2 separate regions of the Homo sapiens genome follow, and region 2 is linked to region 1. Evidence: chromatin contacts called from ENCODE Hi-C or POLR2A ChIA-PET data. All regions are on one chromosome and are shown on one strand. The core of a region is the stretch at or near the end of the contact, and the rest is flanking DNA. Distances in the headings are between cores, read along the strand shown. Region 1 overlaps RCAN3 (RCAN family member 3). Region 2 overlaps MAN1C1 (mannosidase alpha class 1C member 1).

What was found. A loop is a pair of places that touch in the nucleus more often than their neighbours do. ChIA-PET counts read pairs that join two places held with the same protein, here RNA polymerase II (POLR2A). Pooled maps may share reads with other maps.
Region 2: a loop to region 1 is called in a pooled map, with 12 times the contacts of the local background. The contact joins two enhancer-like sites. A Hi-C loop is called at or near these places in 1 of 37 single-sample maps with no recorded cell type and 3 of 50 pooled maps. POLR2A ChIA-PET finds 5 or more read pairs at or near these places in 1 of 52 experiments (naive thymus-derived CD4-positive, alpha-beta T cell).

What each region holds. Positions count from the first base shown.
Region 1 is chr1:24,532,810-24,538,148 of GRCh38, forward strand. It overlaps RCAN3 (RCAN family member 3), which reads left to right. Exons shown (of 5, transcript NM_013441.4): 4 at 274-445; 5 at 2,284-5,339. The coding sequence ends at 2,468. Among named protein-coding and RNA genes, the nearest start is that of NCMAP-DT, 21 kb to the right of the region's middle. RefSeq lists enhancers at 1,220-1,871, 2,488-2,547, 2,522-3,173, 3,174-3,823, 3,650-3,739. Within about 2 kb of position 3,867, at least 14 of the 41 ENCODE cell types and tissues checked have a DNase peak (open chromatin) inside an H3K27ac peak, as active enhancers do.
Region 2 is chr1:25,674,295-25,679,633 of GRCh38, forward strand. The region is part of intron 1 of MAN1C1 (mannosidase alpha class 1C member 1); the gene reads left to right. Among named protein-coding and RNA genes, the nearest start is that of MAN1C1, 60 kb to the left of the region's middle. RefSeq lists a silencer at 1,950-2,019 and an enhancer at 2,100-2,149. Within about 2 kb of position 2,382, at least 4 of the 41 ENCODE cell types and tissues checked have a DNase peak (open chromatin) inside an H3K27ac peak, as active enhancers do.

The DNA.
Region 1 (5,339 bases), core at 2,617-5,116:
GGCGTGGTGACATGCACCTGTAGTCCCAGCTACTCGGGAGGCTGAGGCAGGAGAATGTGAACCCGGGAGGTGGAGTTTGCAGTGAGCTGAGATTGGACCACTGCACTCCAGCCTGGGCGACAAAGTGAGACTCCGTCTCAAAAAAAAAAAAAAAAAAAAAAAAAAAGAAATGTTTAATTTTCTACAAAAAGATGGAACAGTCAACATAAAGGTGAAAATGAAGAAAACATAGCCCGGTTTGCAAACTGGCTTTGAGCGTCTCGCTCCCTGCAGGTGCAGATGTCCGGCGAAGTGCGGGACAAGTCCTATCTCCTGCCGCCCCAGCCTGTCAAGCAGTTCCTCATCTCCCCTCCAGCCTCTCCCCCGGTGGGGTGGAAGCAGAGCGAAGATGCGATGCCTGTTATAAATTATGATTTACTCTGTGCTGTTTCCAAATTGGGACCAGGTAATAAACTTCTATTTTTCCTATTTTCTTCCCCAAGAAACTTTTGTATTGAAGATCGTATTCAGCAGTGTGCATTGTGGCAGTATGATTAGAGCAGAGGATAAAGTCAAACACACCTGGGTTCAGATTCCAGCTGTGGCATCTGCTTGCTCTGTGATCTTGAACAAGTTACTTAGCCTCCATTTTCTGAGCTTCTGCTTTTCCATCTATAAAGCAGGGAGAATCATATGCACCATTCAGTGTGGTTATAAGTACTAAATGAGGGCCAGGTGTGGTGGCCCACGCCTGTAATCCTAGCACTTTGGGAGGCTAGGGTGGGCGGATTGCTTGAGGTCAGGAGTTCGAGACCAACCTGGCCAACATGGGGAAACCCCGTCTCTACTAAAATATAAAAAATTAGCTAGGCATGGTGGCGTACGCCTATAGTCCCAGCTACTTGGGAGGCTGAGGCAGGAGAATTGCTTGAACCCAAGAGGCAGAGGATGCAGTGAGCCGAGATCGTACCACTGTACTCCAGCCTAGGCAATGAAGCAAGACTCTGTCTCCAAAAAAGTAAAAATAAAAAATTAAGTATTAAATGATGTATAGATAATACTCAGTAAATGTAACTAATTTTTACTACTACAGATTTTGCTAGTACTTGATAGGCAGTTAGTGAATATGAGGTGCCTTCTCTCCCCAGCCCCACCAAGTATCAGACAAACAACAACTACTTTGAATATATTACAAGGAATTGGTGGTGATATCATCTCACTCCTTCAATATTTTTGTCATTTCTTTTTCATTTCCTTTTTCCTTCTCTTTACTTTCTCTACCTCTCTTCCTTTTAAAATCATATAAGAAACCGATGTGATGCTGGTTCAGACAGTTGTCCACCCAAGACAGAGTTATGTCTCTTGTAGGGGAATAAAAGAGGCATTTTGAGGAAGAAGTGATTCAGTGCTGTTTTTAGACGTTAGAGCTGTGTCTTAGATATCCAAGTTCCTATAATCAAGGGAGTGCCTATGCTGCCTGGATCCTTACAAGTATCTCCCAAACTGAAACCATTATGATGTCAGAGTCACTTGGCTGGGTGCGGTGGCTCACACCTGTAATCCCAGCACTTTGGGAGGCCAAAACAGGCAGATCACCTGGGGTCAGGAGATCGAGACCAGCCTGGCCAACATGATAAAACCCCGTCTCTACTAAAAATACAAAAACAAATTAGCCGGGCGTGATAGCGGGCGCCTGTAGTCCCAGCTACTCGGGAGGCTGAGGCAGGAGAATGGCGTGAACCCGGGAGGCGGAGCTTGCAGTGAGCCGAGGTCGCACCACTGCACTCCAGCCTGGGCGACAGAGCAAGACTCCATCTCAAAAAAAAGAAAAAAAAAAACCATCTCGACTGAAAATACAAAAATTAGCTGGGCGTGGTGGCACACACCTGTAGTCCCAACTACTCGGGAGGCTAAGGCAGGAGAATCGCTTGAACCTGGGAGGCAGAAGTTGGAGTGAGCCGAGATCGTGCCACTGCACTCCAGCCTGCCGACAGAGCGAGACTCCATCTCAAATAAATAAATTAATTAATTAAACAGATTAACTCATATTATTCATAAAACAATAATTAGCATTTGCATTTTAACTCCCAAGACTTCAGTACTGAAACAACATTTTATACAAGCCTTAAAGTATCAAATCTTTAACACCAAAACAAGATAAAATACTCTAACATAGTATTTAAAGATTTAAAGAACAAGAATCACCCATTAAAATAGGAGTAGAACAAAAAGTTGCAAGGGACAAAAGAGTTCTTTTTGCTGGAAGTGATGCTTTTGTCATGGTTATTTTGTTTGCCTCTGCAGGAGAGAAATATGAACTTCACGCGGGAACAGAGTCGACACCCAGCGTGGTGGTTCATGTCTGTGAAAGTGAAACTGAAGAGGAAGAAGAGACAAAAAACCCCAAACAGAAAATTGCCCAGACGAGGCGCCCCGACCCTCCGACCGCAGCGTTGAATGAGCCCCAGACCTTTGATTGCGCGCTGTGAGGCCCTTGGTTGTGGTGCGAGGCGGCTGCCCTGGTGGGCTCTGGCCATGGCGCTCTGTGCCTGCGGCCGATGCGTTGCTGCGAACAGCATAGGTGAGACTCTGCCGAGTGAGGTATAGGTCTTCTCACCACGCCTGTACTGCAGACACGGTCGTGTAGAGTAGCAGCTGATTTGACCTGTCCCAGATTTTAAGTGATATTCCAAAAGGGACTTTACATTAAAGGAGAAGCCCCCAAGATGTGGCCACCCTTAACCATTTTTAAATAGTAACAAATTAGGAAAACAGCTCCCCTCCCCTCCAGCCATGTAAGTCCTCCTGATTCTGTATCACATGAGACACCAAAAACTGGAAATGTAGTCACACCCAGTACAGTACCATTTTTATGAATTTAAAAATAGTCTTATAATTTTAATTGTTTGTGGGTATTTTTCTACTGGTATAAATAGCTTCTAATTAATAAATCGATCAAAGGTTGTTACTCAGTATACATGAAATTTTTTGCAGGAAAAGAAACCAGAAATACAGAATAATTCATAGAAATCATGGTTCTCAAGTATTTGTTCAATTAGCTTTGGGGAAGAAATGCCAAATCCACTTTGAGGATGAGTCTTACGACACAGATCCACCCACATGTTGCTCTTATCTGGAATTTGGGACAAAGCAATGCACAGGCCCTCATTCCTGATGTGGCGCCCTCCAGACATGGCTGCCCAGGAAGGACGGCCACTTTAGAAGTGGGACGTATCACCAGTAAGCTTGAATGATTAGGATCGCAGGTGGCTACTGCATTCTGCCGTTCGTGACCGTGTTCTAGCCTGTAGACCACCCAGCTACCTTCATTCACCAGTTTTTATCCTTCACCTTTTCCAGTATCTTGTTAACCACTAGTTCTTGAGTTTTTTGGCTATGATGTGTACGTTTATGTATGTCATTCATGGACTTTCAACTAGAAAAGGTAATGATAAGGTTTTCTGAAGACCATTTGTAAATTGTCCATTTAACCATTTTTCAGCTTGCTTTGAAACAAAAGTCACACCTACTATTTTTCTATGAATTAGGGAATGAGGGGGAGATCATTCAGTTTTACTTTTCTTTTTGTTGAAATTTTGTACCCGGATTGCAGTTGGCACTTTTCCTAAAACAGAATTGTTTCCCACTTAGGTGTCAGAATGTACCTTTGAACTTCCCTAAGAAGCAGCAGGATCTTTTTAACTCTCTCTGGTCTGTTTAGACTTTGAAGTCCCTTCTGTAGAAAAGTCTCATAACTGAGAAGGCTCTGTTTTGGGCCGGGTGGGTCTGCTGGCCTCCACTCACTGTGCTGTTTCCTTTGAGTGGCACACTTGGGAAGCTCCGGGGCATGTGAAGGAGCTGCAAACATGAGAACTAATGAACCAAGGCGGCTGCCACCAGGAAGGAACAGAACGCAGGCATTCAACCATGACGTCTGCACAGTGTTAGTAACATGTCATTGTGGTTTCGTTCTCACTGTGGTAAAATTTATTTCTGAGCACTTAAACTGTGTTGCATACCCCTAATTTTTTTTTTTTCTGTATCTTCCTTGCCCTCAAATACCCTGAGGTGATAAACTGTTCCAGTTGTAGCCAACTACCACTGCTAGGCCTCAATGTAAATTCAGTTGAAATTTGCAATTCTATCAGCAATTTAATGTATTGAATTCAGATCATCATTTGTCATTTTAACCGACAACCACCCAATAAATTTACTCTGCAGTTCTGAACTCAGCATTGTGCCCATTTTTTACTGCAAGATGGACCCTGTATGCCAGGAGACATGTATTATCAACAATTGGGAATTTTTTGAATTTCCTTTTAGGTAATATTGATTCACTGTAATTTTCTAAGTGATCAAAACCCATGAGATTTTGTTATTTGGCTTGGCTTTCATTCTCTGCCTGCCCATTAAAGAATATTCTATTCCTAACACATAAAACATTTTACAGTCAAGCAGTGCAAATTACAGTGCTTTTCTATTTTTTTTTTGAGAGCCTTGAATAAATTGAAGAAAACTTTAAACCAAAATTAGAGACGAGTCATTTAAGCTTTTCTGAATGGAAAGTATTAATATTTTCATTTTTCTAGTATAATATAATAAAATGAATTTTTTTAAAAAAGCTACTAAGTACCCATCAACTTTTTCATATTGTGAAATGAACCAGGATCTTAACAGATACTATCATCGCTGTCCTTTTTTGGCTGTTTAATATCTAGTTCATGTAACAAATTTACAAGAGATAAGTCTCATGGTTTTTTTTTTCTTTTAATAGGCTTTTCTGCAATTTTTTTGAAATTGAGTTATTACTTGGATTTAACCCTGATAGGACCAGGTGTGGTGGCTCACACCATAATCCCAGCACTTTGGGAGGCCAAGGTGGGTGGATCCACCTGAGGTCAGGAGTTCAAGACCAGCCTGACCAACATGGTGAAATCCTGTCTCTACTTAAAAAATACAAAATTAGCCTGGCATGGTGGCACATGCCTGTAATCCCAGCTACTTGGGAGGCTGAGGCAGGAGAATTTCCTGAACCGGGAGACGGAGGTTGCGGTGAGCCGAGATCACGCCATCGCACTCCAGCCTCGGCAACAAGAGCGAAACTCCGTCTCAAAAAAAAAAGATTTAACCCTGATTGATAGTATAGTAGCCATGTTTTCTTTAGAAATCATAACCTCTTCATGGGAATCAAACTATGTTGAAAATTGTGAGGAAAGATAATGGTGCTTTGTGTTGGGAAAAAAACATTTGTGAAGGATTAGAAAACCGTAACACTTAACAAGGATAGTCACAGAACCGACGCTGCATTGGCTCTTAGGTTCTAGATTTTTGTAGCACACTCACCTGATGAAACCAAAGAC
Region 2 (5,339 bases), core at 1,132-3,631, 1.1 Mb after region 1:
TTGACATGAGCAGCCCTAGAGGTTGCCTCGTGTTGTCACCATCCTTAGTCATTTAATCAACATATTTTTATGGAAAGTCTCTATGTGCTGGGTACTCTCCTAGGTGCTAGGGAGCAGTAATGAGCAATGGAGCCAACAGAGCCTCGTGGAGCCTGCATAATCATGCAGGGAAATAGATACTAATTAATCACACAACTAATGTAAAATTTTGACTTTAATAATCCTCCATAATAGGGTGATTCAACCTGAAGGGAAGACCTCTCTTGGAAGTGGCAACCAAGCCTGGGCACTGAAAGATGAGTGGAATTCACCAGGCAAAAAGAGGAGGGAGGAGTTGTCCAAGGAGCGGGACTATTGTGTGCAAAGGCCCTGTGGCAGGGGGAGGCATGGTTCCTTGAGGAAAAGAGAGAGAAAGCTAGTGTGGCTGTGGCAGAGATGGGGAGGATAAGCTGACTGAAGGCGTGAGTGGGTGACTTCCTGGGCCTGATGGGCCTCAAGAAGGAGTTTATTTAAGTGTGTGTTTGGGATGAAGCAGAGCGATATGAATAAATTTGCACTTCAAATAACCACCCTGGCTGCAATGTGGAGAGCAGTGTAGGAAGCCAGGGAGGACCCATCTAGGCCAGTCAGGAGGCAGTCGCAGGAGTTCCATGGAGAGATGGGAGTGGTTTGGATTAGGGTGGTGCTCATGGTGGTGGTACAAAGAGAAGTGGATGGAGAGATACTTCTCTTTTAGTGGATACGTTAATAGGATAGCAGTATCCTGTGGCTGCTTTTTATTGATTGATTGATTCATTTTATTTCAGTAGTTTTTGGGGTACAGGTAGTTTTTGGTTACATAGATAAGTTCTTTAGTGGTGATTTCTGAGATTTTCGTGCACCTGTCACCTGAGCAGTTTATACTGTACCCAATATGTAGACTTTTATCCCTCAACCCCTGCAGTCTTTCCCCCAACTCTGAGTCCCCAAAGTCCATTATATCATTCTTATGCCTTTGTGTCCTCATAGCTTAGCTTCCACTTATAAGTGAGAATATACAATATTTAGTTTTCCAATCCTGAGTTACTTCACTTAGAATAAGAGCCTTCAGCTCCTTCTAAGTTGCTGCAAAGGACATTATTTCATTCCTTTCTATGGCTGAGTAGTATTCCATGGTGTATATATGCCACATTTTCTTTATCCACTCATTGGTCGATGGGCACTTGGGTTGGTTTCGTATCTTTGCAATTGCAAATTGTGCTGCTATAAATGTGTATGCAAGTGTCTTTTTCATATAATGACTTATTTTGCGGGGGGGGGGGGAGGTGGTTACCCAGTGTGGGATTGCTGGATCAAATGATAGTTCTACTTTTAGTTCTTTAAGGAATCTCCATACTGTTTTCCATAGTGGTTGTACTAACTTATATTCCCACCAGCAGTGTAAAAGTGTTCACTTTTCACCACATCCATGCCATGGCTGCTTTTTATTGAGCACATATTATATACGAGCCATTGTGCTCAACACTTTACATCTGTTATTTACTCTTAGGGTTATTCTAAGGATTAAGTATTTCTGTCCTTTTACAGATGAGGAAACTGAGACTTACAGGGGTTAAGTCACTCACTCAAGGCCACACAGCCAGTAAGGTGGCAGAGCCCTAGAGCAGCCTCTCAAGCTTCAATGTGCGTTTGAATCACCTGGGGCTCTTGTTAAACTGCTGCTACAGATTCAGCAGGTGGGAGAGTGGAACTGAGGTACTCTGTTTCTGACGTGCCCCCTGGGTGGCCCTACTCCTGGTCCCTGGAGCACTTTGAGCAGCGAGAGTTTCTCTGCCTGTATGGCCCACACTCTCGACCCTGATGCCTTAGAAACAGCTGCAGACAGGATGCGATTCCTGAGACTGCTCAAACCTGAAACCCCATGGGCAGGATGTGGGTGAGCTGTCTGGACCTCAGGTGGGTGGGAGTTGTATCATATGCTCATTTCCCACATTGGCCTTTCAATAGCTTGAGTAAACCCGAAACTGAGAGGGTTGGAGGCAGCATCTCCCCTTCTACTCCCCCGCTTCACCTCCCCGGGCAACCAAACCCCACCCGTGCCCAGCTTCTGAGCGATAGACCTGGGCTGTGTATTTGCAGGAGCCTCACTGGGGTCACCAACCAGGTCATGTTGTGTTGCCCCAATAAATGGAACTGGATCAGAAAATCCAACGTGGATAGTTTTTAGGTGCCAAGCTGTCAGCTCTTCCCTTGGACTGTGCTGAAAGTGGAAGAGGAGAAAAAAATCAACCCAATGTTCTAAGCTCTCTGTCTACATAGTCATTAGATCCCAGGATCGTTAGAGACCAAATCCCTTCCCACTTGGCCCCTGCAAATGGGGCCAGGTGTCACTGCTGGGAGACGCCAGTAAGGCTGCACGTCATGGTGTGAGCACTTGTCTTTAATGACTGGGAAAATCCATTTCCTTCCTTGGCAGCTTTGAATGTAGCAACTGTGGTTCTGGGTCACTGCCAGAGCCAGCCTTGTGTGTATGTGTGTGATTTTTTAAAGTGGGGGAGAATGTCTCAATATTCAATGCTCACCCCCTTCCTTCCAAGTTGTACCCCCAGAGAACTGTCCAACACAAACTTTGGAGTTTTCCACTCTGGGAGTGGTCTGCTGGCACCCACGTGTCCTCCCCTCCTCTAATGCATCCTTTCTCTCTTGATCTCATTGTTCTGGGGTCCTCAGCTGAGTGGGCATCTGTGCCTGGGTGATCGATTCTAGTCTCTTTTCTGCAGGAGAGAACTCTTGAGCTCTGAGACAGGTAGAAAGAAAATCTTAAACCAAATAATAATGTTCTGCCTCACACTAGTAAATATTTTGCACTAAAAAATTCCGTGTCATTTTGATTTGTTCAGGTAGACAAGAACATCTTTTGTTTGAGGAAGAACTGAAGAGATTTCTTGGGATTCAGCTCCGATGGCTCTGCCTGTATCTCTCTATCATTGGAGCTTTGTTTTCCACCTTTGCAAGACTTGAGTGAAGGGAAGGCTTTGTGGTCTATTGTTAGGTGCTCTTTGAATCTATAAATCACAGGCTACAGGAAGGGAGGGGCTTCCAGAGACCATCTAGAGCCACCCTCTATCTCTAGCAGGGACACACACACACACACACACGTACACACACACAATGACTGCCTGTTGCGCGTTTCTAGAACCTAGTGGGGACAGGGGTACAGTTTCTTTTGGTGCATAGTTCTCATGTTGATTGGTTCCGACTGTCATGTTCTTGCACCTGTCCTGAGTATCTCTTGCTGTAGCTCTGGCCCTTTCCCCAGTCAGCTACTGCACTGCCCTGGCCCATGTTTCTTAGAGACATGGTTATCTCTGTGCTATTAGTGTCTGTGTCCTGGCCGAGGCAAGTCCCTTCCCTTTCTGAGTCTATATTCTTATAAAATGTGGCTTTGAGAATAGATGATGTTTCTGGTCTTAAAATTCTCTTTGACTCTGGAGTTCTGGATCTGTGCTTCTGTTTGATGTTGTTTCTCTTGCTGGGTGACCTTCTCTCTGACTCCCTGCTGTAAAGACCTCCTTTTTTTTTTTTTTTTTTTTTTTTTTTAATCAAAACCTAACTTGGTCCGACCTACCCCATGGCTGACCACCCAGGCACTTGCTTTTGACTTAAGGGTAGCACCATACGATGTCTTCTTTTTGTTTTTCATTTTAACAACCTGTATTTTTCACATCACAAAACCTTTCTAGATATTCACTGTAGAAAATTCAGAAAATATAGGTCAATAAGAAGAAAAAGATAGAAATCACTAAACTTCTATCAGACATAACCGCTGTTAAGAATTTGGTATATTTTCTTTCAGTCTTTTTTGTAAACACTCATACATAGGCCAGTGAATTTCATACTATGTAATTTTGTGTTCTGCCTTTCCACCTAATAATATATACTGAGCATTTTTGCCTATCATGAAACATTTGTAAACACAATTTTTAATACCTATTTACTACTTTACATCTCCTACTTTAGCCCTTGCATAATTATTTCCAAATGGAACAAATATCTGTCTTGTCCAGCCCACTGAACTGGCCAAATCAAATGAGATAAAATATGCAAAGAGCTGCACAAATATAAGTGATGATTGTTCATTTTGTTAGTTTTATCTCCCCAAGTGAACTACTTTACCGTATTGTCTCAAAATCGTTAAACAGTTTCCTGTTCACCAAGTTTTGCACAGTGGTGGGCAAAACATGCTGTCTGGCTGTAATCTCTTAAAAGGGCGTTACATATTAATAACTTTAAAAGTTTTTTCTTAGCAACTTCTTAGAAACTCTGGTCTAAGGAAATTATTCAAAATGTTATGTGCACAGAGATGTTCACTATGGCATTATTTACAATAGCCCCAAACTAGAAATCACCAAAATGTCTAATTATATGGGAAGGAGGTGAAGTAAATGATGATGAACCCACTTTCTAAGCTATTATATAGCTATTAAAAGTGATGTTTACAAAGCCTTTGTAATAAAATTGGAATATGTCATAATTATGGGAAGAAACAAAGGTACAATATGAGAGGGAAAAACAAAGGTACCTGCAGAGAAAGACGCCAAAATGGGAATGGTGGTTGTTAAATAATGGGCAGTTGTTTTCCTTCTCTTTTTCTGCTTTTCTTCAGCGAGCTTGTGTGCCTTTGATACATTAAAAGGTAGAGAGACAGAGACAAGAAGAGAGAGAGAGGAGACGAGAGAGAGAGAGAGAAACAAGACGAGAGAGAGAGATGAGACAAGAGAGAGAGAGGTGAACCTTGTTTTTAAAATTACCTGAAAGGATTTATGCAGAAGAGAGAAGGAAGGGGCACAGAGCTGAGTTCAAGAGAAGGGAGTGACCCAGAAGTGGGAGAAGCGGGCATGAGGGCTGAAGCCTGAATTGAGCTGAGACTTGTAGAAAATTCTCAGAACCACCAAAGGAGCCTTTTAATTTTTTTGGAGTAGGAAGAAAACAGGCACCTCCTTTGAGCATGCTAATATAATTATAAAAGGAGAAACCAAAATAGCTAGTTCCTAATTTGTTCACCAGACTTCTTCCTTCTCTGACCAGCGTGGGGAACAGGCTTGGTGAGACGGACATGAAGACCCATCCAGGCCATTGAGGAACTGGGGGCTAAGAAGAACTTCAGGGAGACTGACAATGGCCACATTCTGTTGTAATTTATAAAAAGTGAAGGAAAATAGAATTGTGTAATGTATAAATTTGGGTGAAAATAACAGCCTCCAGTAAAATTTCCTAAATGAGTTAAAAAAAAAAAAAAAGGCATTTCAGACTTACGGAAAAGTTACAAAAATCTAGCAAGGATCTTACGTTTACCTTCA